Regions from separate parts of the Homo sapiens genome. Here all the other regions are linked to region 2. A link is an interaction called in ENCODE POLR2A ChIA-PET data of the cell type or tissue named here. Cell type or tissue: A673. All regions are shown on one strand. Each heading gives the region's core, and the rest is flanking DNA. Links, peaks and the distances in the headings are about the cores only.

Evidence for each region. ChIA-PET counts read pairs that join two places held together with the same protein. Peaks named below come from ENCODE experiments on the same cell type or tissue, not always from the same donor. Only the 100,000 strongest peaks of a DNase experiment are listed, where the experiment ranks them.
Region 1: POLR2A ChIA-PET joins it to region 2 with 16 read pairs; 4 of 35 experiments call an interaction of 5 or more read pairs at or near these places.
Region 3: POLR2A ChIA-PET joins it to region 2 with 21 read pairs; 4 of 35 experiments call an interaction of 5 or more read pairs at or near these places.

What each region holds. Positions count from the first base shown.
Region 1 is chr10:129,035,948-129,046,688 of GRCh38, reverse strand. It overlaps LOC124902559 (a long non-coding RNA gene), which reads left to right and starts at 9,936. Exons shown (of 2, transcript XR_007062390.1): 1 at 9,936-10,043; 2 at 10,233-10,741. In A673, for the core only: no CTCF peak of the experiment used is centred there; DNase peaks (open chromatin) are centred at 7,098 and 9,938; H3K4me3 peaks cover 88 bases; H3K27ac peaks cover 3,808 bases.
Region 2 is chr10:129,288,022-129,298,762 of GRCh38, reverse strand. No RefSeq gene overlaps it. Among named protein-coding and RNA genes, the nearest start is that of MGMT, 170 kb to the left of the region's middle. In A673, for the core only: no CTCF peak of the experiment used is centred there; DNase peaks (open chromatin) are centred at 3,602, 4,442 and 5,752; H3K27ac peaks cover 4,648 bases.
Region 3 is chr10:129,024,354-129,035,094 of GRCh38, reverse strand. No RefSeq gene overlaps it. Among named protein-coding and RNA genes, the nearest start is that of LINC02667, 120 kb to the right of the region's middle. RefSeq lists an enhancer at 184-1,902. In A673, for the core only: CTCF peaks have their summits at 1,595 and 3,374 (motif pointing left); DNase peaks (open chromatin) are centred at 1,094, 1,584, 3,364, 4,364 and 3 weaker places; H3K4me3 peaks cover 3,698 bases; H3K27ac peaks cover 5,000 bases.

The sequences.
Region 1 (10,741 bases), core at 5,194-10,193, 260 kb after region 2:
CTTGCTGCTGAAACCTGAAATCCCATCAAAGAGAATTCCCGGCGGCCGAGAGCGTTCATGAAAAACGCGGAAACTCGGACAATGAGTAGGGCGCAGAGTCAGAAATTTATAGACTTTGGCCTCTGCCGCTACATATCCTGGAAGGGGGAAAAAAAAAAAAAAGTGTTAAGAAAACAAATGCTGCTTGTGGATGTGTGGATTCCGACACTGGCCGCCTGACAAATCGGCCCTTGGCCTGACCCTCACAATATGTTTCCACAGGTAATTCCATAACTCTCTGGCCAACTTTTAAAGGCTTCCTGTTTGACAGCCAAGAGAAAGGAAGTACCCCGGCCCCGGGGAGCCGGGCGCTGCGCACCCCGGACCATCAGCATGCTTGAACCCGTATAATTTATACTCGGTTTCATCACCTCATCGCACACACATGATGAAATTCATTTCTGCTGATAACTGGGATTTTAGCCGTGCGGTTGTTGAAGTCAGTGTGATGAGATGTTCTGTTTCTGTTGTTGCTGGAATGTGCCGGGGTGGACTGTGAAACTGATGAATGACCGCCGTGGCAGATTCATAATCCAGGGTTTGGTGCAGCTGTGCAGGGAACTAATAGCTAGCAGGGACCGCGGAGGTCCCCGAGCTAATACCTGTCTCCTCCATCGCAAATTGATGGCATTAAACAAAAAAGTTGACTCTTTTCACATCCTGCCGATCTAATTGTGGTGCCCCTGCAGCCATCCCGGTATCTCGTGGCACGGAGGGCACTAAATGTCGCCTGTGGGATGGGGAGAGGAGCATCTGTCATCCGGCCCGCTGCTGTCTGGCGGTGGGGGCGGCGTGGCTAGGCACCCCTGCCCGCCGGCTGGTTGCTGCAGGACGGCCGTGCCCCATGCTGGTTCTCCTCCAGCCTGCCTCTCTGGCTTGCCTTCCTCTCTTTGCTAAGCATATGGTTTCACTTTTCTCCTTCTTCACGGGGAACCGGGACAGTTGAGGCATAAACTGCTTTTACTTGTTCCTCCCTGAAAGGTTGGATGCAAGGAGGAAGGTTCAAAAATAACATCGGTGTGATAAGTCATTAGTCATTTTTCACTGTACATATGTTAACTTGACCTACCGTATGTTAATTCATGCAACATTGGCCTCACATATGGCTACAATAGGAATCCCAACTGGTACTTCCTCCGGCACGGTGCCTCATTACAGCAACTTCCCCAGCTCCATCATTAACACTTAGGTGAAGTTCCACTTCCAAATTACTTCGTTGGCCTGGGGTCGAATGAGGGCCGAACGGGAGTGGAAAATAGAGGTTAAAGATACCCATCAGGCCTTTTCTCTCCGGCTTCTGCAGGGAGACAAGTCTGGTCCAGGGAAGCCGGAGCAGGGGGCATGGGAACCACAGTGGCTCTGGCATCATAGGGTCTGCTTGCTGGTAAGGGTTGATTTTGCATTGAGCAGAGCTAGTCGGGGGCCCTCTCAGTCTGTGTAGCCCTGTCTCAACCGCACACATGAGGAGGGACCCCAAGTCACAGTGGAGGTGGCATCCAGAGGCACGCTGGACCCCCCAAGTCACAGCAGAGACGGCCGTGTGGGGCTGCTGCCTGCCTGTGTGGGTGCCTTTTTGTGGCAATGCAGCTAGCGCCCAGGGGTAAGGGGTGGGGTGGGTAGGGAGGGCCACCCGGGGCCTGAATCCAATTCTGCTGTCGGTGAAAGGAATTGGTGAAGGCTGAGATGCTGATCCCCAAGGTCATATGGCTCCTTTCCGAAAGGCTGGGCAGTAATTCCAGCACCTGGACCCTGGTTCTGAGCAGGGCAGGGGGTCCACATATCCGACTGCCCACTGGCCTCCTGGCTCTGAACTTGGGTGCAGCTCTAAACTGGTTCCAAGGTGGGCTTTGATAGAGGCAGCCAGCATTTCATTTGAAAGTTCAGCAGGGCTCCGGCGGGCCTCAGCGCTTGCCCCCGTTCACTCAAGTGCTGGAGAGGATTGATCTCCTTTTCAATAAATGCAGGCAGGAGCCTAGCCCCGGTCCCCACCTGCTTCTGGGAGAAGGAGAGAATGCGAAGGGGTTGACTGTCCATGCCCCCCTCCCCCGCCCCCTGAAAACAGTTTAATTCCACCGTGATTGAGAAGACTCGCTTCTCAGTAGCCATACCAGGCTAAGCTTTTCATGGGATTTGGTCCTTAAAACAAAAAGCACTGAGGAGAAGATATTTGAGACTTATGGTGAAGTTACAGGAGCAAAGAAGAAACCACGCGTGAAAGGGAAAATTGATGTTCATCAACCTTCTATAAGCACCGACCTTCATGACTTCAAGCCCAACCCATTAGCCTGTAAATTCTAATTGTTATTAATTTATAGCAATTAAAAATTGTGGCTTTCTGTCAGTTTTTAATTTGACAAGCATGCACACAGTTGACGCCCAGCTCCGTGTAACATTTTAAACAGCAATGTATGAGACGGTGTCCCTTCCTTTTAGCAATTCCAACACAGGCAGAGATAAAGCTCATATTTGAACAGTAGCTTATATCAAATACGTTCATTAGGTTACATGCTTCACTTGATTAATTATATTTAAAGAAATTGCGGGCACTTTGGATCTTCTTCTTATAACATTACTGTATGCCACAGATCCCTAATTTCAAGAAGAAAAGAGGCTGAGGGCATTTTTTCAAACTCTCCCGGACAGCCGGCTCCTCTCCCTAAGGAGTTGAATGTATTCAAATGTATCTCCATCAATGAGCACAGTAATTATGAATTCAGCACTAATTAGTATATACACTACTTTCCTTGCATATTTGATTTCCACAGTGAGATGGTAATAAGGGAAATGCCCATTTTTGTCCTATCTCATAAAAATTCCACAACGTTAGAGGGGGAAGGGCAGATGGTGAAAGGAGACTGGGGATGCATTAAATATGAAAAAACTTTACAGATAATTGGTCTGGTTACTGAGGGTATAAAACAACACTCTTACCTTGCAGTTAACATTCTGCTAGCTAAATATGCCGCTTTAAGGACACACTGTTCTTATTAAAAGTAAAATCTTTAGTGTTTTTTACCATATGATCAGCTTTTTTTTTTTTTTTTTTTTAAAGGAAACGTCGTTTCCTGAAAAATAAGAAGCTAACAGGAGTTTTAGGAGTGAGTGGTATACAGAAACAGTACAACAGACTCTGTCTGGACGGGGCTGTGGGTTTGTAAGTCAAGAAAATAACAACCATGGCCTTTGCAAGCCGTTATTTAGAAGAGGGCTAGGAGATAAATAAATTTGTTAGAGCTTTATGTGCCAATCATTGATTTGAATATAAACCAAATGATGTGTTACAGATGTAACAAGGTTTGGCTGCCAAGAGCTCACAGTTAATGCACTCAACTTTTTCACAGGGAAGACTTTGGAATTAAGCGTGCTTTATGTGCACTTGTTATTGTTTTTGCTGACCTCAAGCATGTTAAAATTAGAGCCACTGCGAACAGTTCACCAGAGTTGTAAAGCCCCCGAAAGCTTGCAAGCTGTTTGCTATTTACCCAGTAAGCTGCCTGTTTATCATGAGCCTGAATGCAGGACCCATTAGGCTTATAATAAAAGAACCTTTAAAAAAAAAATCCCCAAGTCACAGCACCGAGCCAGCAGGAGATTCAGACATTTCCAGGCATGAGATACGCTGGAGCTGCTGAGAACATAAACTGTGGGAGTAGAACAAGACCACACCTCTGTGTGTGCGGTGTGCGCGCGTGTGTGTGCATGTGTGTTCGTGTGCGTGCGCGTGTGTGCGCGTGTGTGAGAGAGAGAGAGTGGAAGAGAAGGAGGGGAGGAGGGAAGGGGTGGGCGAGAGAGGAAGGGGGCTTTTTGGCTCTTTCCGCTTGTGGGTTGTGAGTGAAACAAAAGAGCTAATTTTATTCTTGGACTGAAGAATCTCTAGCGAGGCAGCCGTATACTTTTCGCTCAGGTCACCGGCCCTTCTAGGTCTGCTGGGTGTGGACTGGGGTGGAAATGAGTTCCTTAATATAAACATTTTTTATAGTAGGTCAATCTTGAGAAAGACTCCGCGAGAACAGCACCGATACCTTTACCTCCCATTTTCCCCAGCAGCTGAATGGGGGGCCTCCTGGTGTCTTTGACTCAGTGGTAAGGCGGCTGCCTGAGGAAGGAGACCCGGCCGTGGTTTGGTTCTGAGCGCCATTGTTGAGTGGCTCTCCCATCCCCATGATCGGAAAAGGCCCAGCCATGCCCAGGAGAGAGAAACAGCCTGCTTTCGAAAACTGTGGAAGGTGTTTTGAAGGAAGAAAGGTCCTAAGGTGCTCCAGTGCTTGACTTCCTTCTCCCAAATGGGCTTTCAGAGTCCAAGATCCAGAAGCCAGGAAGGAGAGAGGGAAGGGTGGATGGAGGGAGGGTACCGTGGATGGAGTAGGGAAGGGTGGATGGAGGGAGGGAAGGATGGAGGAAAGGAAGGAGGGTGTGCCATGCGGGCCTGGGGATGCGGTACCCAGGCCTGAAGGCAGGCCCACTGAGCTACCTATGCACTGATTGGTCCTTCGATTCAGTGCCCTGCATGCTACCTGCCTCCTGATTGGCCTTGACTCAGAGGCCCCAATACCCACTGCCTGATTGGTTTGAGGCAGGTCCGGAGCTCGTTGTTTACCTGTCTTGAGGGAGCTGCAGGAGCATCAGTTCCACTCCGAGAGCCACGGTGGGCTCCTGTTTCAGGAAAGGGCCAGTGGTCAATCACTGCCTTTTGTCCTTTCTTTCCCTATCGCTGTTTCTATGGTTGGATTATTGCCACTATGTTTATTAGCATTTCAATTATAATATCCTAAGTTCTTATGGGGTTTATAAGTATGCATTTGATGGACAGAAATAAATAATTTTTTAAGTTTCCATCCGGCTCTGTGGTAGTAAAATCAAGGATTAATCAAAGGCACAAAGAGGTTGAGTGACTTGTGTGAGATTAGGCACTTACTGGTGAGATTATATGGAGGTTTTTTAAAAACCATATAGGTATGCCTCCCATATATAAATGTCCCATATTTAGGAGTATCTCTAAGACACTGTGATCTTTTTCTAAGCCAACTCCAAATTAGGAAGTGTTTTAAAAAATGTTGATGACCACACACCCTAGAGGAAAAATGACCAGATACAGAAAATCCCTACTGCTTCAAAAGTTTGGTAGCCTTTTTATGGTGTAATGACACTGGCCAAATGTGATGCTCTAGCCTTACATGGCTACATACATCACTGTATCTTTTGTTTTTAAATAAAAACACATTTTAACATGTCCTATTCCCCTTCACCATGGTTTGGTTATTTATATAACACACTTACTGTTTCAGTAGTCCACTGCAAATCTGAGGTTACATGGTTAGATGGAGGGGGGACATATATAGGAGAAAATACGGAAATAACGGCATGGTAAAAATGCAATCCTTCTGTGTGTTTGTGACATGCAGATGTCATGTTACATTCCAGCAGCAAGAAAACCTCACAGGTGCTATTATGAGAGAAGAGACGGTGGCTTTTTCATAGAACTGAGAAGCTCAATCCTATTATTTTATTTACAACTTTTTCTGAACAAGTTGGTACATTTTTAGTTCTTGAATGTAATAGGTGCTCAATGGATGCACATTACATGGAGTAGAGTGAACTTGCGTGTTTGTACCTGAGATGAAACTGGTTTCTTGGATATAAAGTCTTCTCATCTTCTACAGACTCCAGGTCAGGGGAAGGAGAAAAATCCAACCAAGAATATTATTCAGTAGCTCCAGACTTGGCTTCCTGGATGTGCTTTTACTCTGGAGTGACACAGTTGATTATCATTTCCTTTCTCTTTTCCCTGTCTTTTCTTCCTCTCTTTTTTCTTTCCCTTCTTTTCTTTTCTCCACATTATATGTGCCAGACACTGTGTCAGGTGCTGAAGATAAAAGGTGAAATAAAACTCAGGCTTTGTCTTACCAGTGGAGTGGGGGACCCTAAGGGCATACATGTAGACACACATGTAGGCTATAGTATGATACCTGCAATAACTAGAACATGCAAGAAGTTATGTTTAGATGAAAATGTTGTACAAGGAGAGAAGGATTAACTCTGGCTATGGTTGGATCATGGAAGGCTTCATAGAGGAGGAGAAGCTGGGTAGGGTTTTGAAGCATGAAGAGGAGTTTGACAGGTCAAAAAGATGGGAGCAACATTCGAAACAGTGGGCCTGGAGCAGTTTGTTTTGCTCAGGCCTCTATAAGCAGCATGGCAAGGCTAGCTAGTGTATCCATTGTTGGTGGGAGGAGGAAAGAGAGCACAGACAGGCAAGCCTTAAGAGTCAAGCAGAGATACACTGAGCAGGCCCTTCTATGTCAGGTTAAGGATCTTGGAAGTTTTCCTGGAGAGCAGCAATAGGGAGCCATGGCAGGGCTGTCAGCAGGAGAGTGCTGTGCTCAGATTTGCATTTTAGAGAGACTCCCCCTGGCAGCAGTTTGGAGGCTCTGCTGCAGTTGTCCTTGCTTTATGTCTCGTTGGGTCACCCTCCTGGGATCCTGAGTGGTGGAGCCCACACTGCATCCTGTCAGCAATGTGAGCGGGCAGCTGTGACAACATCTGCACCAAGCATGCGGATGGCATTTGGCGCCGAGGAAGAACGGAGAGCAGGGATTGAAATGCAACCAATAATGGGTTTTTTAAACATTTGTTTTATTCTCGCTCTAAATGCGTGCCCTCTCTTAACCCCTCAGATGAAATTCATTGTGTCCAAGTCCACTAACATTGGAGAATGTTTTTTTTTTTTTTTTTTTTTTTTTTTTTTTTGGCAAAGAATGTGTCAAGGAGAAGGAGAGGAAACTGTTCAAAGCTGCCCTTTCCTGGCTTGCTGGGCAGGTGGTTGTTCAGTGTCCTGATTGCTCAGAGGGGTATTTCTGGAGCTGTTGTCTATGGGAGGGAAAAGAGCTTGACTTTTAAACACGGAGCGCTGCAGGTGGGGAGATACTTCTTGCATTGTGTTTAGACCGTTTTCTTAATCTAAACATTATGCCAAGAACCCTTTCTAGGGAAGGGAAACTTAGGCACCAGCGTGATCTTACTTATAAATAGCCAAGATCTGCTCTGCAAGGAAAAAAATACCAACCCATGCACTCTTGCAGCCAGCAGGAGCTTTGAAGGATGCTGTCAACCCGTCTTACTTACACCCCTTCCCTAGTCATTGTAGAGAGAAACAATGCCATCTTCCCGAAAGGAAATAGGCAATAAAAAACTCCTGCAGGACTTCCTATTCAGACTTTTCCCATTCATACCCGAAAGGGGCAAGCCACTCTCCCACCACCCAAGCCCACCACCAGTTGGATATTTCAGCCACAGTCGGGGGTTTCAGATGCTTCAAGATGTGGCTTTTCCTGAGTAGGTGTGGAAACTGTTTTTTCAGTTCAACAAAGCTTTTTTTTCTTTTTCCTTTTTTCTTCTTTTCCCCCAAATTGCCTTTTTGTTTCACATATCTTACAAAGCCTCTGACAAAGTGTACGCAATCTAAGATAATAAAATGACAAATGTTTTTTATAAAGTGCCCCACAGGCTTACATTTTTTCTGATTGTAATTTTTAAATTCATAGGCGGATCTGTTATTTTCTTTTTCTCCTCCTCTTTTTTAAAACAAATATTATGCTTTATGGTGGCACAATCTTGCTGCTTTACAGTATCGATAAATGCAGGTACACCTGCACTATAAAATCCACTTTACATGAAGCAGGCCATTCCTGTTTTATGGCCCATTTTTCACCCATTGTTCTAGAGTCATGTCATAGGTGTGTTGTAATGTGCTCGGGAGGTGGACGCCTCCAAGATCAGTTTAACAAAATGGTCTAATTTTGCCAACTTTAGTGCCAAAATCTGGATTGAAAAATGCAGGAGTAATATCCCAGTAGACACACGATATGATGTCACTTCCCTGAAAATGGCCAAGATAAACATCTATTTCCAGATCACTTGCACTTACAACATGAATTCTGCCTCTTTTTCAATCCCCAAATTACGGTTCCTGTTTTCTAACAATTTTAATGTTAACCTGGTTGACATCTGACCTTTCCTGACTTTTTCTCAGACTCAGAGATTTTATTACATTACTGGTGGAGGAGGCAAAATTCCATTCCAAATATAATGACACTTTTGGAGCCTGAAAACCTGCAAACTTTTAAAAATGATGTGAGGCAGACTGAATAGTCCTCCTGACTGAAGCATATACACAAATGTGCAATTGAGAATCCCAAGACCTGGCCAGACAGAGCTCTGCAATGTGATGCTTGTTGATTTGATGCTCCTTTGCCGTGAAGGAAGCTTAATGCTTTGTTTCTTTCTCTTTAAATGGACAGGTAGAGTCAGTTTGCATCAGTGTGAATGCATGTAATTAGTACAAGGAATTCTTTTCTCAGTAAATCAACAAGTGTTTATGGAGTGTCTATTACATTCAGCAAAGCTCTCTGGGGATATAAAATATATAGACCTGCTGCTCATAGACAAAATAATTTTAGCATCTACTATGTGCCAAGCTCCTTGTGTACATTATTCTCTCCACATGAAACTTCTGCAGAGTTGACACCTTAGTACCCATTCTACAAATGGGGAAACTGAGGACTAGCTGCGATCACCTGTGCAGTTGTTGCAGCTGCCAGGGTTACCCACTCTCTTTTGTCGGGTGCTTACTGTGTGCTGCACAATGGGCTGAGCTCTGTCTACTGTCTTGTAGCACCCTGTGAGGTAGATTGTATTACTCACCCATTTTACAGAAGAGGTAGGTGACAGCGGGAGAGGCCAAGTGACTTGGCAGCAGGTGCTAGCATTAAGATTCACAGTAGACTGAGCACGGTGGCTCACGCCTATAATCCCAGCACTTTGGGAGGCCTAGGCAGGTGAATCACGAGGTCAAGAGTTGGAGGCCGAGGCAGGCGAATCGCGAGGTCAAGAGTTCGAGACCAGCCTTGCTAACATGGTGAAACCCCGTCTCTACTAAAAATAAAAAAAAAAAAAATTAGCTGGGCATAGTGGTGGGCACCTGTAATCCCAGCTACTCAGGAGGCTGAGGCAGGAGGATCGCTTGAACCTGGCAGGTGGAGGTTGCAGTGAGCCGAGATCGTGCCATTGCACTTCAGCCCAGGCAACAGAGTGAGACTCCGTCTCAAAAAAAAAAAGAAAAAAAAAAGATTCACGGTAGAGACTCTATTGGTTGGTCTGGGCCATCCTAGGCCATTGCCAGACTACTGAGTGTTCCCCTAGAGCACACGCTAGAAAGAGGAGACCCAGACATGAGATGCCCACATATGTGTTTACTTCTGGGAAGACAACGTGCAAGACAGAGCTGAGTTCTGTGGAAGCAACGCCAAGTGTTACAAGAGTTCAGGGAAACAGAAATGTTGCTGAGGGCTGGAAGTGCTGGGGCAGGTGGGTCTGAGAGAGGACCCTGAGCAGAAGTGGGGTTGCATCCCAGAAAAGGTGAGGTGTGATGCTGCCCCTTCTTCTTGCTCTGTGGTTTCTTTTCCTGGTTTCATTTACCTCATCACTACTCTGCCAGACCGGTTTGATCACCTGAGTATCTGTGTCACTGCTGGGTGATCCATGTGTGGTCAGATCCGTGTGCCCTGAGCGTCCTGACCTGCTCCTACTTCCCACCACTACTGCCATACACACGTTCCACATCCATGCCTATTCCATCCCTACCTCTCTCTTTCTATATATATATATATATATACACACACACACACACACACACTTGTGTATATACACACATACATAATGTAAGAAAATATTCCATGCATATAAATATTATCTACATGTAAAATAAATATAATAGAGATAGTTAACTTTAGGCTCACACGTCTCCCAAGCAAACCACAAGCTTATGAGTGCAGGACTCTTACGTGTTTCCTTCCGCAGAGCCCTGCACACTGTAGGGGCTGGGGCGTGACTTGGCGAGTACAGCAAGTCTGGCTAGAGTTTCTCAAGGGTGTGCCCATGGGGATTAGTGGAAAGAGCTCTGTGCTTGGGTTGGGTGGTTTGCCCACTCCACCTTTTATTCTCCTTGGGTAAGTGGCTTGGGACCTCATTTGCCCTTTCCAATGGGATAGCAACATGTTTCTTTTTGGAAGCTACTGTGAAAGATGATGATCTGGGAGGGACTTGGGACACAGGCTTATTTGTTACACAGATGCCACCGGCCTTGCATCTCTCTTGTGAGCTCAGAAGTTGCTTGACATCACTGCCTTTTTCATCAGGTGGTTCATAGGAAGAGGCCAAGAGAGAGAGAAGGATGCTGTATTTATGGGAAAAGGCTACCAGAATTTCCATCCGAGGTTGGTGGTCCATTCCTCTACCTATGTGGAAGGCAGGTTCTCCTTGACAATAGCCAGGTCTGCATGTGTCTTCCACTCAATCTACAACGTATCCACGGAGAGTGACCTTGTACTCAGTACTCAGTACTCCAGCCCCTTGGCTGGAGTTAGCTCTGCCCGCTCCACCCCTGTGCCTTTTCTGGCCCACTTGAAATTTGATGTCTTGGGTTGTAGCCTATTTTTAAGGTTGAGTCTCACTCTTAGACTATGAGCTCTTGAAAAATAATAACTGTGTCTTATTTGTCTTTGCTCTTCCACTTACATATAGGAACTACTAATGACATTTAGCAAATGTCTCTTTATCTTTTGATGGAGCAGAGAGAGGTCTGAGGATGAACTGCTTTCATCTTCTCGCTGTGTGATCTTGCACGGGTCCTTTCCTATCCCTCCTC
Region 2 (10,741 bases), core at 2,110-7,109:
ACGTTGTTGAGACTTCCTTTATGTTCCAGGATATGGCCAATCACTTACCCTCTTATATTTATCTCCTCTCTTGGAACATTAGTTATTGAATATTGGATCTTTATTCTCTTTTGCTTAAACCTATAGTTTTCTCTCTAATTCTTTTGGCAATCTTCATCCTTTTCCTCTGTTTCTTATATAGTTTCTCTAATTTATCCTCCATGATATTGATTGAATATTATGCATTTTTTACAGCTTTTAAAGTACATAGAAATTGGGCTACTGAATTATTAATTAATATTACTTTATTACCCTATCTAGCTCCTTTTCCATTTCTCTATGCTCCTTTCATTCTTAGCCTGTTGTCTCATCTTATTTATATTTGCATATTAAAAACATGGATGGTTTTACCATACTCACTTTTCATATACAGTTTACCCGTAAACAACATGGATTTGAACTGTGTGGGTCCTATTATATGTGGATTTTTTTCTATCTCTGCTGTCCCTGAGACACAAGACCTATCCCTCCTCCTCCTCCCCCTCCTCAGCCTATTCAATGTGAAGACAATGATGATGAAGGCCTTTATAGTAATCCTTGTACCAATGTACCTGGTGCTCTTATTGGAAAACAAAATCTTTCTCAGAGCCTCCTCCCCATCCCTGCAGGAAACTTCCTCCTACATCTCCCGGCCAGTATAAGTAAGCCACTTAAAGAATAGTAAATATATTTTCCCTTCCTTATGCTTTTCTTAATAACATTTTCTTTTCTATAGCTTACTTTATTGTAAGACTACAGTATACAATACAGGATAAAATCAACTGTTTATGTTATTGGCAGGGCTTCTGGTCAATAGTGGACAGGTTTTTGGAAAGTCGAAAGCTACAGGGGATTTTGACTGTGTGGGTGTCGGCGCCTCGAGCCTCCGCATCGTTCAAGTGTCAACTGTACTCTATCCTGCATTCAAAGAAACAGCAACCTCTTGGTCATTTAGAACTATCTGCAAATACAGAATATATATGAAAGTGCTACAGATAGGAAAGCACTATGTAATTTTCAGATACTGTTATTAGTAATAATGGTGCTCTGCCACAAATACTTCTCTTGAAAACCTGCAGAATCATGGGAAACTAGCAAAGACACGAAAGCTACAGTGATAGATTGCCCAAGATTTTCTCAGAGGCACAAGTGTGTCTTATAATAGTTCATATTTTTATACATATTTGGAATTTAAACAGAGAAACAGGGAGGACTTGGGAACTTCAGGCTTAAAAATATAGGTCCTGCTTGTTGGATCTCAGCAAGTAGTGCTAGCTCACTCCTGGAGCGAAGCGTAGGTCTATGTTTCTTCTGAAGGAAGCCAGGCTTTTCCTCTTTGTTATTGTACTTTCATGGAGAAATGACTGACAATTACATAGCTAATGAATGGATGGCCAGTTATAGGCTGTAGCCACTAAGATGTCATTGTTTCTGAACAGTAGATGCTCACTCATGCTCCAAAAGTAGCATTCATGTCAGTTAGGCATGCCTAACAGTGATTTCAGCAAGAAAGACGATCTCACAACCAGGGGGTGCTGAAGGAGGGGGTTCCACATTTGCTGTGTTAGCCCAGTGATGCTTTCTTCTGCTCTCCAGTCTCAGCGCATTGCCTTCTTGACATTACTTAATGATGTTGTGGTTATTGGGTGGCTGCTGCACAGGGAGGGAGCCGTCCCAGCAATGTACCTGGTGCTCTTATTGGAAAACAAAATCTTTCTCAGAGCCTCCTCCCCATCCCTGCAGGAAACTTCCTCCTACATCTCCCGGCCAGCTGGGCCACACAGACACACCTGGTTGCAAGGGGGAAGTCAGTTGTTGGCTTGACAGCTGTGTTCATTAGGGCACTACACTAATGGCAGTAAGCTCCTGCTTTCTATGACTGGCTGGGACACTTCCTTGTCCGGGTAATCAGCAGGACATGGTCTACCTCATCGTGTCATCTAATGAAAAGTCGAAGCTCTCATCTTTAGCCAAAATCTACCTTCTTGAAAATGCATGCATCAGGTACATTGTGCTCCAGGTGATGGGGAGGGTTCTGCCCTGGGTGCCCGAGGTGTTCCTCCAGAGCTTGCCCTGTACACCCTCTGTTGTAGCTCCTGAGGGGCAGAGCCCAGCCAGCCTCAGGCTAGGGCACTGCGGAGTCTGTGCTCTCAACCATCACTCTGCAGTGCCTTGCAGGTAAGAGTGGAGGTGGAGAAGAAAGGAATGTGGGCTGTGCTACCACCAGCCACCACCTTCCCCCAGGGGATGGTGACTGCAAGGACGCTGAGCAGGAATCAGTGGGATTTGGGGGCTCAACATTTGAACCCTGGTAGATATGTCAGGAGAACCTTTTCCACTGAGAGCATTTCAAACATTGAATTGCCTTCCTCTTATTTCAGTATACTGTATTATAGAAAACTCTCCTTTCTGCTTTCCCCTCAAATTTTCTCATTTTTTTCTTTTAAAATATCATGTCAATTATTATGTTACAAACAAAATTAGGTTGCAAATAAGTAACTAAGAGCCCTAATCATACCGTGTGCAATTGTCTTTCTGCCTTTTTCCATATATTATCAAAAATTCTCTTTTTAAGTCTGTGTTTTATATTTTCTCAATTAGTTTTACTTCAGTGAAATTATGTTAATTAGTAAGATTACAAACAAAATTAGGTTGTAAACGAATGGACAAGAGTCCTTGTCATATCCTGTTCATGGTTGGTGGAGAAGGATGGGATGAAGATTTGCCATTTCTTTTTTCTTTCTTTTTTTTTTTTTTTTTGAAACAGAGTCTCACTCTCTTGCCCAGGATGGAGTACAGTGGTACGATCTCAGCTCACTGCAACCTCCTCCTCCCAGGTTCAAGTGATTCTCCTGCCTCAGCCTCCAGAGTAGCTGGGATTATAGGTGCATGCCACTGCACCCAGCTAATTTTTGCATTTTTGGTAGTCAGAGTTTCACCATGTTGGCCAGGCTGGTCTTGAACTCCTGACCTCAGGTGATCCACCCACCTCGGCCTCTGCTGGGATTACAGGCATGAGCCACAGTGCCCGGTTGAGCTCTACCATTTCTTACCTGTGTCTGTGTTCCCAGCATCAAATTCTAGCCTGCTCATGGTGGCTTCCCAGTAAATATGTTCAGCTGCTTCTGTGGCTGGGCAGGTTGATAAAAATTAGCACTAGCACCGGCACTGCTATTGTCCCTGAATTCATTCTCTAGGCTTCCTAGAAGTAGGAACTACTGAAAGGAACCACATGCAGTATGGCGAACTTGTGTTATTCGCTTAAACAAGAACTGTCATGGAGGCAAACGTTCTTTATTCTCAGAATGAAATACCTAGGTTTAGCTTGGTACTTCACTGAATGTTTTAGCACAGGGTTCTAACACATTTTTGAGTTCAGGAATTGGTGAGAAGAGTTAGGTAAAGAAGGACCTAAACTTTTTGCTTCCCAATATGTGCAGTTAAATCAGCAGCCATGGCACTGGACAAATTCCAGCGGAAGGGCTCCTCGTGAGGACAGAGGCTTCTGATGAGGGAGTGACATCGTGGGATTCCCAGCCATCCATCTAAAGTCATAGCTGAGTGCTGAATGTGAAGCTTTATTGCTTGGCCAGTGACCAGTGATTGTTGCATATACAGAGGGAAAGTTGAGATGTGATGATGTGACACCTCCCAGAATGAATGGACTGAGATGCCCTGAGGCTAACCCTGGTTAAGATGGGAGCCCTTAGGTTTCTCTGGCCCATTCCCTAGTTGCCTATTTTAACTCTTTCTCTCTGGTACCTTTCTCTCAATCAGTTGTTCAAATGAAGATTTTGCTCAATTCATTGTCTTAAAATACTGAAAAGCTTTAAAATATAACATCTTTCCAATGTGATTTATTGTAGTGGAAGATAGAGTAAAAGACTTCACATTTTTTGGGAGTCAAAGGAGTGACTATCTAATGCTGGAATCTCAGGTGGGTAAAGTAGACATTTGGGGTTCATTATTCAATTTCAAACAGAAAGATGTTTAGTTCACTCAGAAACATCCCTTAAAAAAAAAAAGCCTGAGCTAAGTACTTTCTTGCATGAAATATGGATATAGTTATCTTATCAGTGGTCCAGGTCCTTATTCTGGTGCCCAAGAGTCTGGGCCCCTGAGCTGCTGCAATGCTAGTTGCCCTGGGGAGAGTAATTTCTAGTGGTTGTCTTAGCTTGCATGTGAGCTAAGCTTGGAACGAACTCTCTTTTTCAGAAAAAGACACTGGATTCCAATATGAATGTCATATTTCCAGTCCAACTAGATCCTGTGAGAAACCATACTTTTTCCCTCAGGTATTCCTCAGGAATAAGTGCAGTGCTTGGCAAAGAGCAGATGCTAAAACCTCTGTATCCCACCCCTGGATATTATAATTAACACTTATTCTGACAGTTCTCTTTTTCCCTTGTCTTGTTATTAAAGGAACAACTCTGGTTGTATTGTCTTCATTTCCTTCCTTCCTTCCTTCCTTCCTTCCTTCCTTCCTTCCTTCCTTCCTTCCACTCACTCATTTGTTCAATTCATTAATATGTTTGTGACCAGATTGGTCCTGGGGCTAATGCTCAGGTTTGCTTTTTACTGATTGTTCATGCTTTGGTAATAATAGCTATTAAGAATCCTAGCTACCTTTAAAGCAATAATTATGTTCAAGGCAGTGAGTTAAGTACTAAGCTTGTTTTTTTATTTGTAAATGAAGATACCAATAACTACTTCACGGGATAAAATAAAATGATATATGTCAAGTGCTTGGCACAGAACTTGATACATGGAAAGCATTTAATAAAAAGTAGTCATTACCTTGACAAAGATCTAGTGTGCCCTTGGCCAGGTACCATACTAGGAACCACCGCAAAACAGAACTGTCAGTAGTTGACCTGTATCAGGGGTTCTGAATTGGAAGAATCAAGTCCTCTATGTCCAGTACTACTGAAATCTTGTTCAGAAACATGTTAAGAAGCTCTGATGCACTAGGCTTTTCCTAAGCTGTTGGCAGGGAGTTACCCAGACCCCACTTTGAGATGAGAAATATAATTGAACTTAGTATTTGGCTGTGGCCACTGTAGGGATTTCTAAGGTATTGAGAAGTTGGTCTATCTAGAACACTGATACTTTCTTTTTTCTTTCAGCTTCATTGAAGAATAATTGATAAATAACAATTGTGTACATTTAAGGTGTACAAGCAGATGTTTTGATATATTTAATATGTACACATTGTGAAATAATCACGACCATCAAGCTAATTAACATATCCATCACCTCACATAGTTACAATATTTTTCAATGATGAGAACATTTAAGATCTACCGTCTCAGCAAATGTCAAGTATATAACACAGTATTGCTGACTATAGTTCTCATGAGTCCATTAAATCTCCATAACTTATTCATCCTATAAATGAAAGTTTGTGCTCTTGACCAACATCTCTGCATTTCCCCCACCCCCGACCTGTCTTGTAACCAACCACCCTTCTACTCTCTATTTCTATGAGTTCGGTTTTTTAGGTTCCACAAATAGGTGAGATCATATGGCATTTGTCTTTCTGTGTCTGGTTTATTTCACTTAATCTAATGTCCTCTAGGCTCATCCGTGTTGTTGCAAAAGGCAGGATTTCCCACTTTTCAAGGCTTAGCAATATCCCATTGTGTGTATACACATCACATTTTCCTTATCTATTCATCTCTCAACTGACATTTAGGTTGTTTCTGTATCTTGGCTATTGTGAATGACGCTGCAATGAACATGGGAGTGTGGATATGCCAACGGGGTGCTGATTTCACTTCCTTTGGGTATATGCCCAGAAGAGGGATTGCCGGGTCATATGGTTTTTTGAGGAAACTCTGCACTGTTTTCTCTTACGGCTGTACTAGTCTACATCCCCACCAATGGTGTGCAAAGGCAGCCTTCACTCTATATCCTTGCCAACACTTGTTATGTTTCAGCTCTTTGAGAATAGTCATTTTAACAGGTGAGAGACAATATCTCTGATACTTTCTTAATTTGGTATGAGATAAAGGAAACACTGAAACCCATGTGATGGGCGCCATTTTGGGACAGTGGAGGGCAAGTTCTTACCTGGCATTACTATGTTCAAGGCTCCTCTGCCTTCTGATCATGCCCTTGCTTTTCTCAGTGCTTATTACTAATGCTTTCTTGTTGAGTGGAATCTGAGATGGACTCCTCTATGATCGGTCTTCAAGCTCACACCAGATAGTGAGCATAATACCCAACAGAAGGATGGTTTCAGCCCTTACCCCCCTTCCTTCCTTCCCCTTCTTGTATTTCCCAGTATCTACTGTTCCCATGACAGATAAATTCATACTCTAAACTTCAGCATCATGCAATATACCTATGTAACGAACCTGCACATGCACCCCTGATTCTAAAATAAAAGTTGAAAAGGAAAGAATAAAAAGCAAACCTAAATGTTCATCAATACCACGAATAAGTGGCTAAAGAAAATGTGGTATATCTGCACAATAGAATGCTATTCAGCCTTAAAAGAGAATGAAATCCTGTCATTTGGGACAACATGGATAAACCTGGAGGACATTATGTTAGGTGAAATAAGCCAGTCACAGAAGGACAAATACTGCATGATTTTACTTATATGCAGAGCATAAAAAAGTTGAACTCTTAGAAGCAGACAGTAGAATGGTGATTACCTGGGGGCGGGGGCTGGGGGTGTTGGGAAACTGTTGGTCAAAGACCACAAAATCAATTAGACAGGAGGAATAAATTTAAGAGATCTATTGTACATCATTATGACTACATTTAATAATCTATTGTTTATTTAAAAATTACTGAGAGTAGGTTTTATGTGTTCTAATCACAAAAATATAAGTATGTGAGATAATGCATATGTTAAATAGCTTAATTTAGCCATTCCACAATGTATGCATATATCAAAATACAAATACATTTTGTATACCATAAATATATACAATATTTACTTGTCACTTAAAATAAATTAATAAAAGATTAGGAAGAAAAAACACAAAATCACACCAAATAATAAACAAAGGTGGGAAGAAAATTCTAAGATGTTTATGAAATAAAGGGTGACTAAATCAATGATGCTCAGAATATTTTTGTCACTATCTTCCATTATCTTGTCATTATATTGTTTTGTCATTATCTTCCATTATCTTGCATGATTGCTCTGGTCTGTAGATTCTGAATGGCCTGGCATGCTTCTGAATTATGTGGGAATACCATGATGCTTTTGTAGACTGATGTAGTCATATGTTTGGTTTCCACCAGTCCCCATCTGTGGTCTGACTTTCTGCAGCGATGTTTCTGCTAAATAGCAACATCATGATTAAGGACATGTCCTCTGGAGCCATCTGGCTGTGCGGCCTCCAGCTGCGTGACTTTAGGAAGGTTGTGTGGCTTCTATGTGCTCCATTTGTCTCATCTGTAAAATGGGGACAATAAGAGTCTCTGTCTCATAGGCTTTATGGAAATGAAATCATTAATATTTATAAGGAAGCTAAAGATAGTGTTCGAGAAATACAACGCAAGCCCAACTTTCACATGAACACCCCCATGGGCAAACCCCTGCTTTCTTGAAAGAGGACATCTTTCAGGCCAGAAATTTCTCTTTGCTACTCAACAGAATGGTCTTTCCTTTTATTTCTTCCCATTGGCCCTGGCTCTATCCTAAGAGGCCACAGATCAAATGTAGTTGGTCTTCCCTATGCCAACCCTTCATTTGTATAAAGATGAAATGAATATGAAGCTAGTTACTTCTCTTGGAACTGTCTGGGTCACCTTCTGAAATTCCTTCAGTTCTTGTCTGTCTCAAAGTGCAGTGCCTGGATGGCATCCTCGTTTATAGGAGCAGAGCCAAGTGCAGCCTCCCACATCCCACCCTTTGGAATTCCTTAATGGATCCTTACAGGACTTTGCAGCAATATATAGTTTTTGTTTTTGTTTTTGCACTTCAGTGGGATTTACATTTAATTTTATCATCTGTCTCATTGGGTGCTCTCTTTCTTTAGATTTAAAAGGCCTGTGAGCAATTGGGACAAGGCAAATATTTTACCATCAAATAATTCAAGATTTTTTCTCACACCTAACACTTGTGAGATGACTTATCACTTAAATCCTGAGAGTCATCATCAGATTTTCCCTTTGTCCTCTATTCCAATCTCAAATATTACATACTGATAAAAAAATCCAAAGTATTATTAAAAATAGTTTAAATTGCTTAAGTTTATCATTCTTAACTTCTTTAATAGTTACACACATATATATTTATAATTATTTTATGTACATATGTATATATAATTATATCTCATTTATATAAGTATATAATTACCATGTATGTTCACATATAAAATAATTACATACTTATAACTGATTACTGAAATAAAGTACAAATTACATTATTTATGTTAAGGTATAGTTCAGCTTGTCTGTCATGAGCTTCTTGATGAAGAAGTAGATAGACACATCTCTCTCCGGTCCTGTCTTGCTAGTGTCATGGGTCCTTTCCTCCTGTTCCATGTTACTGCTTCCATCCTCCTTAGGGTCCTCATTAATTCCTTCCTAATAGTTGTCAGCTCACATGCCCCCTCTTTCATGACTCTGTCCCCTGTGGTCCAGATGGAATTAATCTCTCTGGGCTTTGAATTTGATACTTTGTGTGCCTATTATATTAGGTTTCTTCTTCTGCTTTGTTGTAGTTATTGCCATCTGTTCCCCCAAGTTGGGTGGTAAGATTCTTGGAGGTGGGAACAATGTCTCCTTGTTCTGTTGGGTCCCCACCTTGTCACCCCAGCACCTGGCACCATGCCTGCTCAGTGAAGGAAAAGTTGAAGAGCCCAGCCCCTCCCTTCAGGTGTCAGTGGAGCTTCATTGATAGGCCACCTGAGCCACTCAGAAGTCAACTGACCTGCACCTTGCAGAGTTCACAAGTAGCAGGGAATTAAAGGTTTATCATTTACCTTCTACTTGTACATCTTAGGATAATTTTCCAATATCAAGACTTTTTGACCTCCAGATATCCTGGTTGCTGCCATACAGACCTACTGCTTGTGTACCTGGTAAAAGAGTGTGATGTGTCCTGGTGTTGAACTTCTCATCCACAATAATTCACTAAGACACAATGACACAATCACTCATGGACCCAATGCAAATGACAGCTCCTCAGGAACAGACTCACCAGTTGTAGCTGTAGGTACCTGAGCCTTGGTGATTATTAACTGATGTTTGACACACTTGAAAAATAAGAAGCTCCCAATTTGTACTCCCTTCAACCACTGAGGCTGGGATTTCATCATTTCGGGCTGCTTCTCTGAAAGGTGATTTTTGGACTGTCACTCTAGTCACATGGATTTTCTCATTAGTAAATGATTGCCATCAGCCCTTCTCAGAGGACTCATTTCCGTGTCTGCTCTGCTCTTTTCTTTCTCCTGGTGTCTTTGATCATGGCACGTGCCATCTGTCCTGGGAGGTACAGACATTCTGATAGTTCAGACCACAGCGTGTGTGGCTGGGCAAGGGCCATGCAGACCCCAAGGGCTCAGCTGCGTGTGCAGCTATCTTCTCCATGATGAGCTTTCACAGATGAGTGGTGGATCTGGAAATTGCAGTAATGACTCATCTTGGTTAAGTCCGTTTTGGCTCCAGTCCTCTTTGCTTTGGTCCATGTTATCTGTAGCTTTAGAACTCCCACTAAAAGAGCAGAATTATCTAAATTTCCATTTGACATTTCCCTTTACAATTGTTTTGACATCTCCATTTAGAAATTTCTTTTCTTGTTAAAGCTAGATTGGAAAAGTGAATTTCTAGACAAGTCTTGCCTGTCTCAAAGCCTGAGGGTTGGTGCTCAACTTGTTTAATTGGAGAGCATCTAATCCAGTTACTGTCCATCAGGAAGGGCAACCCAATGCTTTCTGAGTCCCACAGGCCTCTTTCCCAGGCAGACTCTGGCTTCTATCTTCTTTCTGCTGACTTTTGGGGAAGACCAGACAAGGCCAGCCTGCCTGAGTTGCACTTGATTCTACACTCACGCTTCCCTGCAAGGGTCTGGGAAAACTTCTGTTTTGTGGTGAGCACTGGTGGGCAGGCAGCTCAGAAACATCCCGGCGTCTACACACCATGAAGAAAATGAATCAACATGCTTCTGCTCTGGTTATAGACACTTTGGTTCCAGCTACTAAATAGTCAACAGTATTGCCGGTTTTAATTTTCTTCCAGTGAATCCTAAGACTTGCCGATATCACTCAGGAAACTGGTTTACTCTCTCTATTGCATAGTTTGTAGTCTGTTTTGCTTGATTTTAATCCTCTGCTAAGATATAATTTCACTCTCCTAAAAAGCTAGATTTTTGTAAATATACACATTACCATAATAAATATTTAGGGATAGGAAGTTATGGGCTAGATTTGGGCTCACAGTAACAACATTATTTTTTTCCTAAAGAAATGCAACAATAAAATGAATTTTTATTACTGTAAGTATATTTAGACAAAGCAAAGGTAAACACTTCCTTATTTCTTTTTACTCTTAACATGCTGAAGCTTCCACGTTTCCATTATAAGCCAACTTTGCCCCCAGCAAGCACAACCCACAGCTTTAACAATTGAAGAATCCTTAACATTCTTCAAGGGACCAAGCCTTTCAAAAGAAATGGCTGTGTGTTCTTACGCCTCCAAAAGGTTTTTGTTGCTTGCCTGCTGATCTCTGTTTTTCAGGTAAGCTCTATAATAAATTGCAC
Region 3 (10,741 bases), core at 765-5,764, 260 kb after region 2:
AAAAACATGTAGTGTAGTTATTAAATATAGTTAGAATTTTAAATGTATCATTTGATATATTTAATACACACATGTATATATGTATTTTTAAGTGGGGTTTGGGCATTATTTAGTGTTCACACCTACGGAGCTCATTTGTCCAGCGCTATATTTAGGCATCAATAGGAGCGCATTAGGTAGCAAATAGCAACATGCTGGATTGGACACACTTCATAATTTGATGGCAGGAGAAAAATGGCAAAATATCGCTCTGGTCAAAGTTATTAAAGGCCAGGTTCACTACACGGTTCTGGTTAGGAGATAAAATATGAGAGGGCAGCTTACATATTGCCGTGATTAAATATTTACTGTTCAAAGAAGATTCACAGAACTTTTTAAAATTAATGGCTTCGAGTCTTTGTTTGGATAGTATCACAAGTATTGAACCATTTATTGAACTGTTTGCTGAGCTATTTTACTATCGTTAGTGACATCCTACATTGCCAGCCTTTCTCTCTCTCTCTCTCTCTCTTTCTTTCTCTCTCTCTTTTAAAAGAGAAATAGAGTGGAATCGCTCCCTTTCTGCTCTCACCAGCTGGTAGATATAAATTATATATTAAACTGTATTTGCAATGGATCACTGCAAGTGACAAGTAGTTTTCCGAAGGCTTTGTCATTGCAATGGAGTGTGCGCCTTTCGTACAGTGGTTAATATGAGTCCTTATTCATATTGTCCAAGTCTTCAAAAACATAATTCAGAAAAATGGGCAGCACTTAATAGAGCTAATCTCTTGTTCTGATTCAGCCTTCAAGATCAGCAGCCTGTAAATAAGTAAAAAAAAGGGCCTAAACGGATTTAGCGCTGTTAATCTTTCCATAGTGGGGATATCTAGCTCTTTAGTCTGCAGTCTTTGTTGACAGAAGTGGCTTCTATTGTGCCAGCTCCAGTGGCTCAGAAGCCGGTTCCTTTTGAAGGGACTGCTATCGGCCCTCTGCACGCGCGCCACCCTCGCCCTGCACCGGCAAGATAGGCTGGCCACAGCGGTGGAGGGAGAGATTGGTTTGTGTGTCACCCACAGCATATGCTGAATTCAGCTCCTGTAAGTGGTGCGGGGTGAATAGTAAGCGATGACAATGGCTTGTGCTACATGCTCTATGCCTCCTCTTGCTCTTATTTGACTTTGCCTGCTTCACTGATTTTATTATGACAGCCTGAATACTGAGGAGGGAATTAAACTGTTAAGCAGGCATCAGAGGCTGTCTAATGTTTAATGCAAGAGTCGGAGCATGTAAGAACTGATAATGAATACAAACAGGGCGACATCTTATTTGCTGTGTTTTTATTAGGATGACTTGAGAGCTTGACATCCATTGCTATCACTTTTCTCTTCTGTTTTTTCAGTTTTCGGGGGTTAAAATTTCTAGCACTGGTGACAAACGTGCCTAAATGTGATGTGAATTAAAGGCGGCTCTAGGAGATTGTAATACTTGGAAATCATCACCTATAATAATTATGTATAGATAGGAGGTAGTCATGGCTGTTAAAAGGTCACCCAGTGAGATGTAATTGCCTTTTTCATACTCCACTACATTTACTAGGACAGAAGCGCGACCCTGCTGGCAAGCGCAGTAAATATGCCATCTTGAGAATGTAATGATACATGCCAGCACTCTCTGGCTCTTGCTGACTGCCCAATTCCTGCGATGGGCTGGAAAGAAAATGGGCTGAAAATGTAAAAATAAAGTAATGACCACATGGTAAGAATGCGAAAATTAAAAATAAAATCTTCAATTAAATATCGTACCCCCCCCCCCCACCATGTCATAAAGACAGAAAGGTGCCTTATGCCATAATGACTTAAGAGGTGATTCCTAAAGGTCTTTTCTGTAGTTCTTCTTAAATAAAGAAACGGCAGCTGGAGTGGAGCGACGGCAGCCCGGCCGCAGCAGAGCCAGCCGCTCTCCGGGTTCGCAGCCGAAATTTCCAATGCCCTCGGTGACTCTTTAGAGAGCGGGAGTAAATGCCAAGTTGCCCACTTTGAAGGGACATGAATGCAGCTGGGAGACATCAGATTCCGTTCCACAGAAAGAAGCAGAAAATGTGGCGAGACTGTTTTGTCTTCCTGATTACACTGAGAGTGTATTGGGGCAGTCAGGAAAACAGACATATCCCTGGATATCCATATGCAGGCTAAGTCGCTCTTTTTTTTCTTATACGTGGCTTTGTTCCCAAGTACAGCAGAGGTGAGGGGTGGGGCGGGGGTGGGACCGGCAGGGCAGCACGGGAGAGAAGTGGCTTCCAAGAGCTTCCCTGGAAAACCTGCCATGCACCCAGCAAGGGAAAGGCTGGGGCTGTGGAGCAGCACATTGAGAAGACAAGAAAAGTCTGTTATTAAACATTCCCAGTAAATCACCGTTTGCACTGCAAACGCGTCCAATGCATGGTGGAAGGAGAAGCAGAGTCAGGAATTCTGTAGCGTGGAATGAGGGTAGCATTGACTTCGCAATCACGCCCTGCACTTCTATAGAACTGGATCAAGCAAAGTCTTCGTGGCGTGTGGACCCCAAGCTGAGTGAGATCATAGGAGCCCTCCTCTGTGTAGACACCAGAATATTTTCAAACTTACTATATCATTGTAGTTATCATGGAAATGGGTTTTAAATTACCGCCTTTTAACGGTGAACCCAGCTAACAGGAAACTTAGAAATCCAGCTGCCTAAGTCAACTGCTAAATTTTTAAAAAGTGAAATACAATATGTAATACGGTTCCCCCCGCACCCCAGCATCTTAAACATCCCTCTCCTTTAAAAATCTCCGGAGTGCTAGGCTATACTAGTTATTACCAATTGAATTTTCAATAGCCAACTTTCCAAGCCCTAACTTTGACAAATTTTATTTCACATTTGTCAAAGGAAATAAAGCTGACAGCATTACAGGGACTGTGTACTAAAAGTAGTATCTCAATTCCAGCAGTCTGTCCAACCTTTTCTTCCCTAGGGGAGCATTAAATCTGGACCCAATTCACAGCTTTGTTTGAACACTATATTTTGCCTTTTCTTTGCACCTTTGATATTTATTTCAGTGTTAAATCTATTCTTCCCTTCATCTATTACCCTGTTTTATTTCTGTTTTTGAGAACCTATATTTTTGCTAATAAATATTCACTGCACCATTTCATCCTGTACTTAATATGCCCAGTGCATGTTTTCTGTGCTAACTTCGCAACAGATTGAGTGGACATTCCACCGTTGCAGCATAGTCATAAAATTCAGGAACTTATAAAACCTACCTTTCCTCTTCCACCATCGCTTTGCTACAGTATATTTTCCGCCCTCTCCTCCCCGCTACTGGCTGTGGCCGCCCTGAGCAGAGCCACAGCTCCCCCCCGTGGCCTCCTGGGGGGATGGCTTCCCGGCCACACCGGAGACTCCCACCTCAGCCTCCTTCCTGAGTTTCCCATTCTGTCCTGGCTACTGCATTTCCGTCTGACCACATTTCAAACCCGGTTTGCAGGCCCCACTTCAAGTGCTGGGAGGTAGGTACAAAAGAAAGCAGCTGGGAAAAAATAATGTCTTCCAAACATAAGCCGACATATGTGTTGGCACTCATGTAGACAATTGGTGATATAGGGCTTGCACTCCCTTTTTTTCTGTCACCCTGCATCTCACACGCACACACAATACCTGTGTTTCTTGAGGGTAGAGATACGGGAGCCGGCACGGAGCTCAGTGCCGTGCAAACCCAGATTCGTAGGTGTGCTCTAGGGTCACCTTTAGGTTGCTTCAGGAAAATCCCCATGCAAGGTTCTTGCCAGATTTGGGGAAATGCTTAGTTTAATGGAAACACTGTTCACTTGGAGTAAGGTAGAATTATAGCCAACTTAAAACAAAAAAAAGCTTAACATATGACAGCGACTCAGCTGGAACCCTGGAACACAGACTGCACGCATCTCTGATCTTCCGCATCACATTAAGTAACAAAGACCAGAGGACTTCAGATATGTACTAGATAGACTGTGTTTGATCACAGTAAAATGCTTCGCCCCATTCCGGACTATGGATTGCCTCATTGATTTTTCTTCTCCCCTCCTTCCTGAAAGAAGGGACTCTTTTAAGTATGTCTGATTCTTTTAATTAGATCATTACTGCTACTGTAATGTTTACTCCAGTATAATCTCTTATGAATAGCATGGGGCTTTTTAACAGTAGATGTTACGCTGCCCCTGGTATCATTTGGGAAAATACACGCAAATAGTTAAGTCTGAATAATAAATATGGCTGCTTTCATACACGCTCGCGTGCGCACACACATGCACATACACAAATTCTTTGAAATCACTTTTGAAAAATACCAGCGTTTCTTGCGACTTAGGAAATGAGCTGCAGTCAGAGCGGGCACATCCGCCGTATTATGCATGTAAATGCATGCCGTCCATGGAGAAACTGGGTGTCGAGTGTCTGTCTGCGTTCGCAAACACAAGAAAGTTTCCACTGCAGTCATCTGAAAGATTTGAAAAGAACGACTTGAATCTGACCCCGATCTAGCTAGCAGGATCACCTAGAATTCTGTTTCTCTTGCCAAGGGTCTTACTTTCTTTTCCTTCCTTTTTTCTTTTCTTCCTTTTCCTGCTACCATGAGTCTATCTATCCATTCTCCCTTCTTGTGTTTTTCATTATGCGTTCTTAACCTCAGTTTGATGATCTGGACCATCTACGGGTTTGGCCGTGGTCAACTGGCTGCCCAGCGACGTAGCTGGGGCGCTTTGTGGATGTGCAGAGAGCACATCGGGAACTGTTCCCGCAGGCTGGGTCTCCCTGCATGTAAGTGCAACTTAAGGCTGTGGACCTGTGCGTGGGAGCAGCTGCACATATAAAAAAAAATCGTGGTCACTGATTTCAAAAGAATAACCATTAAAGAAAGTAAATATATTAAATGATAATTTCCAAAGACAATAATTAGTATAATAGATCTCTTCAAATATCAATGTTTATGATGTGAGTAATGGTGAAAAGCACCGTTTATTTGTTTCTAATGAAAGACAGAATAATTTTATTCAGGAAACTTAAGCACTTAGGTTCAGGCAACTGGGCAGGTCTGAAAGAGACCGTTCTTAGTGTGTGTAATGTAACTTCTATGGCACTGCCTCTTAAAGTATGTTAAATAATAAATAACTTATTAAAACATGTTCAATGTAATAATGCCCTTTTTCATGAATTGTTGTAAAAGAGAGATTAGAAAAGTAGAGGAAGCAGTCTTCAGGGGAAAATAACGGGAATTTCTAGCAGTAGAGTTGTGTAATGGTTCTATATTTTTAAAATGTGCCTGTACTCCATTCATAGTCATTTAAGTGCTTAAATAAGCACAATAAATGTAAATAATTTACTGCTTTGCAAACAGAAAATTGGGCAGAAAAGTAATTTTGAATAGCAAGTTGGCTTGCAATCTTCGATGATTTGGGACCCTGTAAAATGCAACTGACACGGCTGTTCATTAAACCGCTGCTATTGAGCCTTCTTTACATTCATTAGCGATTAATTCAGACAGATATTTAACTTAATAAGGTAAGCAAATAAACAAAAAATCACTTTCGGCGCCTTAAGGTTTTTAGACCTCTAATTGCTTTTGTGCCCTAATTATCAAGATTAACACCTTATACTGTTCTCACTCCGTTTCACTGTGCAAAAAGAAAAAAAAAAAAAAGAATGCCACCAGAGCATTTTGACATCTTTTAAGTAGAAAGTGGCAAAGGGTTAAGGATTTTCCCTTCTAAGACAAAATGACCACCCACCACAACCAGAGACTCTGGCGAAGTTGTGCGTGGATTTTTAAAAACATTAGCTGAACAGAGAGCCACACACGTCTGTGCTGAGAGAATAGAGCTTGCATGGAATTCTAAGCCAAGAGACGCTTCTGTCTTGCAGATAAATCAGACTTCCAGAAGGAGTGGTGGACTGCGTTTCGACTCTGCTCATCACGTCTCCGGCTATATTTTTGTTGCAGCATTAATCAAAGATTTGCTGTGTGGCTGTTATATTTAAAAGTTTACATTAACTTAAGGTCATGTGTAGTTGTCAGCACTTTGTAATTAGCGACAAACTACTTACAGGTCCTTGAATATTTACTGTAATAATATTATTCATAATAGAGTCATTCAGTATTCATGTGGATATAATATGTAATTCCATTGTAATTTAGCATTAATTAATGTCCACTTATTGCAGCATATTATAGTATATGAAACAATTTCTGATAAGAAACACCAGTGTAATTTAAGGATGAATCTGACATAATTTGAATAATGATATACATTGCTTCATGTCTGGATGCTTCTGTCCCCACCCCCATCTCCCTGCATGCGTGTGAGCCCGGAGGACCCTTGGAAATACCACATACACACGCATGCACTCCCCCACACACCCCTTGTGTGTGGAGCTGCGTAGGTATTTGTAAAGACACTCTGGTGTGTCTGGAATCCCTTTCTAGATCTTACTTAGGTCCGAATGTTGAAGTTTGCTACCATCAGAGCTTTCTGTTGCCACCGCAACACCTGCGCAAATTGCTGATTCAGTAGCTCTCCTAAAAAAGACCATCCTAAGACAGCTGCCCTTTCATATAGAGGCAACTATTCTTAAGTGACCATTACAACAGGACTTAAAAACTAAAAGCAAATGTCCGTGTATCTATTTATCCATCCGTCTCTCCTTCCTTTCTTTATCAATTAATGGATCAATTGATAGAGATATTTTTATATATCTTTTTGCCTACTGACCTATTGAGAAACAAAGTTAAAACTGACCATTCTGAACAGGAGCATCTAGGAAGCTAAGTGATGAGAGGTGCTAGGTTAGAATCGGCTGGCCGCTTTGAGACACTGGCTGTCTGCAGTGCTCCTGAAATAACTCTCCAGCCTTCAGGTTGCTAATTGCTGTTTGCTGGTCTTATAAGAAGTCCTGAAGCTCCAGCACCATTCTCACTTGAACTTGATAGCATATTTCACTCATTCTTGTAGCATTAGGGGATTTAAAACCTCCTTTTCCTTTAATTCTTTTCTTTCTTTAATGGGTGACTGGATAAATTCAGTGGTGGATTTTTGTGACATTAAAACAGCAGATAAGTCTATGATGCACTCTCGCTGTGTGGTTTAAAAATCCCTCACCATATGTTTCCTCACTGGAATGCCTCGTCTTGCAAAATTACAGAAACCGAAGCTTAAAAACACAATTAGGTAGTTTAAAATGAAGTATTAAAGAAATACCACATATATTCAGATGGCTGCAATGTTTTCTTCCCCTCTCCTTTTTTTGGTTTTGTTTTGTTCTTGGAGTATTCAAAAAGCCTCTACTGTGTTTGATTTTTACACTAATCATGCCCCATATTTTTTGGATTATGTTATATAGGCTGTGGTTAAATTATAAATGAAGGAGTGAACTACAGACTTCTTGTCATAACAGCAGATTTTATGTTGTTACAGAAAATGCAAAAAAAAAAAAAAAAAAAAAAAGGTTTTGCGATGAAGGGTCCCCTCGCTTATTTTGTGCTGCTTAACGTATATAGGCAGACAAGCAAAGCAATTTGTAGAAATGTTTTTCACAGTATTTTGAAAATTACAGCACCCTCTCCATCCTCTGAGGGGAAAATGAAGGAAAACTAAATACACAATGCATAAATATAGCTGTATCCTAAGAGCTTATGAAACACGCGCGTGCGCACACACACACACACACACACACACACGAGAGCCTAATTCAAGTTCAATTTCTTACCAAGTTATAAGCCCAATCAACTACTTCATGTGGTGGTGACCTAAAAACCATCTTTCATAATTCTAAGTTCTGTCTTCTTCAGTTGTTCAGAAAGAAGGAAAAGGCAACAAAAAGCCGGCATGACCAGAGAATTTACAAAGGAATCAAATAGCAGCTTGTAATTTCTATACATTTTTTTTTGTTTTTCCATTACACTTATTTCAAATTCACTGTACATGAAAACCTAGTAAAGTATTTTATAGACATCTTGCATCGCAGTGCTCAAAGCACTTGACTGAACGGCCACTTTATGTCCTGATCCTAGAGGGCTGGAGTTTTAAGATATAATTTATACTCAGCAAATTGATGAAATATTTAGTTTACAGGCTGTGGCGTTTTAGGTCCATTGTAACCGCATCACTTAAAAGACCTTGCTATGGAGCAGGCACGAAGAATAATTTTCTGCATGAAATCTACTGCCATGCTTAACCATTTTGTTAATTTGTCCCCGAACTTTTGCCAACTGGAACGGGGGTAAGAGGTCAGGGAAGCCTGAGGAACCAGAAAGGATTCTCTCTTTGTATGAAGTGATTCACTGGGCGCTTTTCTAATGGAAGTCGCGATGTCGCAGAATCTACTGGCGTCGTTCACATGCTTTCCATAAAGAGCAGATCCTATGCAAAAAATCACTAGCTTAGCTTCTGCCCTTCATTTGGAGATAAGTGGATTCTTGAATGTCTGAAAGAATATTTGATGTGGAACTTAAAACAATGCTGGAAAAATATCTTTGCCTTAATTGCCTTTCATTCTGCAGTGATGTGAGCCACTTTGCCAAGGAAGCGGGTACTGTGGGAACACAACCAGTGGCCCCCTTTGTGCCGAGTGCCGGTGGGCTCGGCTGTTTTGCTCCCCTTTAACCAGCCTTAAGGACTCTGGTTTGTTTTCTTCTTCTTTTTTTTTAATTTTTAATTTTTTATTTTTTTGGCTTTATTGGATGAACTGCCTTCCTGAGATAACAAATCTTCTTTTGCAGCACTTGGCGGAGTTTGGTTAGGGGCTACCTCTGAGCAACGTGAACTTGGCCTTGCTGGTGTCTTACACTAATACCTTCGCTCCTGTTAGGAATCAGGGTACTTGGGAAACAGCCTGGAGCCATACAGCTGATTATTTCACCAAATTTGCATCTTTTCAACAGTAAGGGGGATGACTTCCACAAATGCTCCCAGGCTCCACATAGATGTTAAGTGGTTGTTTCTAGTTCCTTCCCTCTCCCTCTCTGAAGACTCACTTCCCATCCCACCCACTCCCAGCCCTGTGCTGAGCCTGCTGGTGCCGTAGGCTTGCTCAGGCCTGGCAGCCTGTCCTCAACAGCCTGTCCCCGAGGCCAGCAGCAGGCGCATTGGGCTGGATGTCCGAGCGGGGTGCTTCTGGGAAGCCCAGGCACTGAGGCTGAGCTGCTTCCCCTGGCCCTAAACCTCCGTGGCAGGAAGGTGAGCCATCCAAGTATTGAGCACTACGTCGCTGCACACACTGGCCTGCGGGTATTCCCACCATGGGATGTCTGCCTCCTGCAGCAAGTAGATCCGGCAGAGAAGTAGGGCTTGAAGAGGGAGGGGGCGGGGGTTGGAGGCTGGCGCAGGCCTGGGGCTGGCAGTCTCTGGAGGGCCCTAGTGGGGGAGGGAGCCCAGCCCTCAGAGAGGGGTCCCACCCAGGAGATTTCCCCAAGGGTCAGGCGTCTGCTCCTGACTTGTAGCTGGAACAAAGAGGGTGGGCTGTTAAAGAATAAATATTTTTTTACTGTGGTGTTGATTAAAGATAGGATAAAGTTTTGTGTTCTGAAAATGTACCTGATGTTTGCACTCATGTTCTGATGGCCTTTTGCCAGCCCCTGGCTGGTCAGTCTGGCCATGTGGCTCAGCCATGACTGCATGGCCATCCAGTGGGTCCTGGCGACCCCTGGGTGGGCTTTGCAGGAGAGAGTGTCCTGGCTGGCCAGCTCTACTTTCTAGGACCTGGCAGACTAGAAAAATGAAGTGTCCACAAGTAGCCCCTGGCCTCTCCAAGGTCCCCGTGCCTCTTCCTCACCCGAGGAAGCCTTCCCTGGCAGATCCGAGCAGAGCCAAGGACAGCCCTGCCTCCGCTCCTCCAGGTCCTTCCAGCTTCTCTAGAAGCTTGCACGGCCAGGGGCCCGCTGTGGCATCTGGTGGCTTTGCAAGGTGAGATGATGGTTGGAACTACCTGGGCTTCTCCAGCAGACGGTTTCTGGCTCTAGGATGACCATCACTGGAGCCTTGTAAGTAACCCCTGGACCTGGCCTTTGTTCTGCCAGCCGGGGGACTCTTTCTGAGAGCATCGTTCATAGGAGGCTCACATTTAGGTGTGCAGATGTGAACTTGCACGTCCCCTTCGCGCTGTGGAAAGCTACAGGAAGTTCTTCACAAGCCTTGCCTGGAAAAGTGCAGTGTTTATTGACCTAAACCATTGCACTTGAGTTTTTGTTTTCCCTTTAAAATAATACCTCAGTGGGTAAATCCCTCAGCTCTGTAATGGTTTAAAAGCCATGGTATTCTTAGTTTTTCTGGATAGCTGATTTATAACAAAATCCATTTTCTCAAAATATAACTTTTTCTGTTTTTAGTACATGCAAGTATCTATACTTTAATTTTTAAATCTGCTAAATAAAATTGGAATTATTTCCCTTTTCCTTGTCCATTGAAGTCCAAACCAAACATAGCAGCCAACCTACTCAAAAGAATTTACAAACAGAAAAACTGAATCAAACTTTTCCAAATTTCATGTTTGTTTTGTCATGATAGAACTAACAGGCTTAACTGTATCTTTCATTATAGAAAAACCCTGAAATGAAGGAAGGAGTCTAATCCTTTTTTTTCTGGAAGGCACTTCTTGACTTCTGTACTTTATCTCATCATCATGACAAGGAGAAGAATGAGATGAAAGATTATAATGAGACCCATTTCCTTGTTGAAACAACAGAGGGATAAAGTGAGGAGGAACCGGG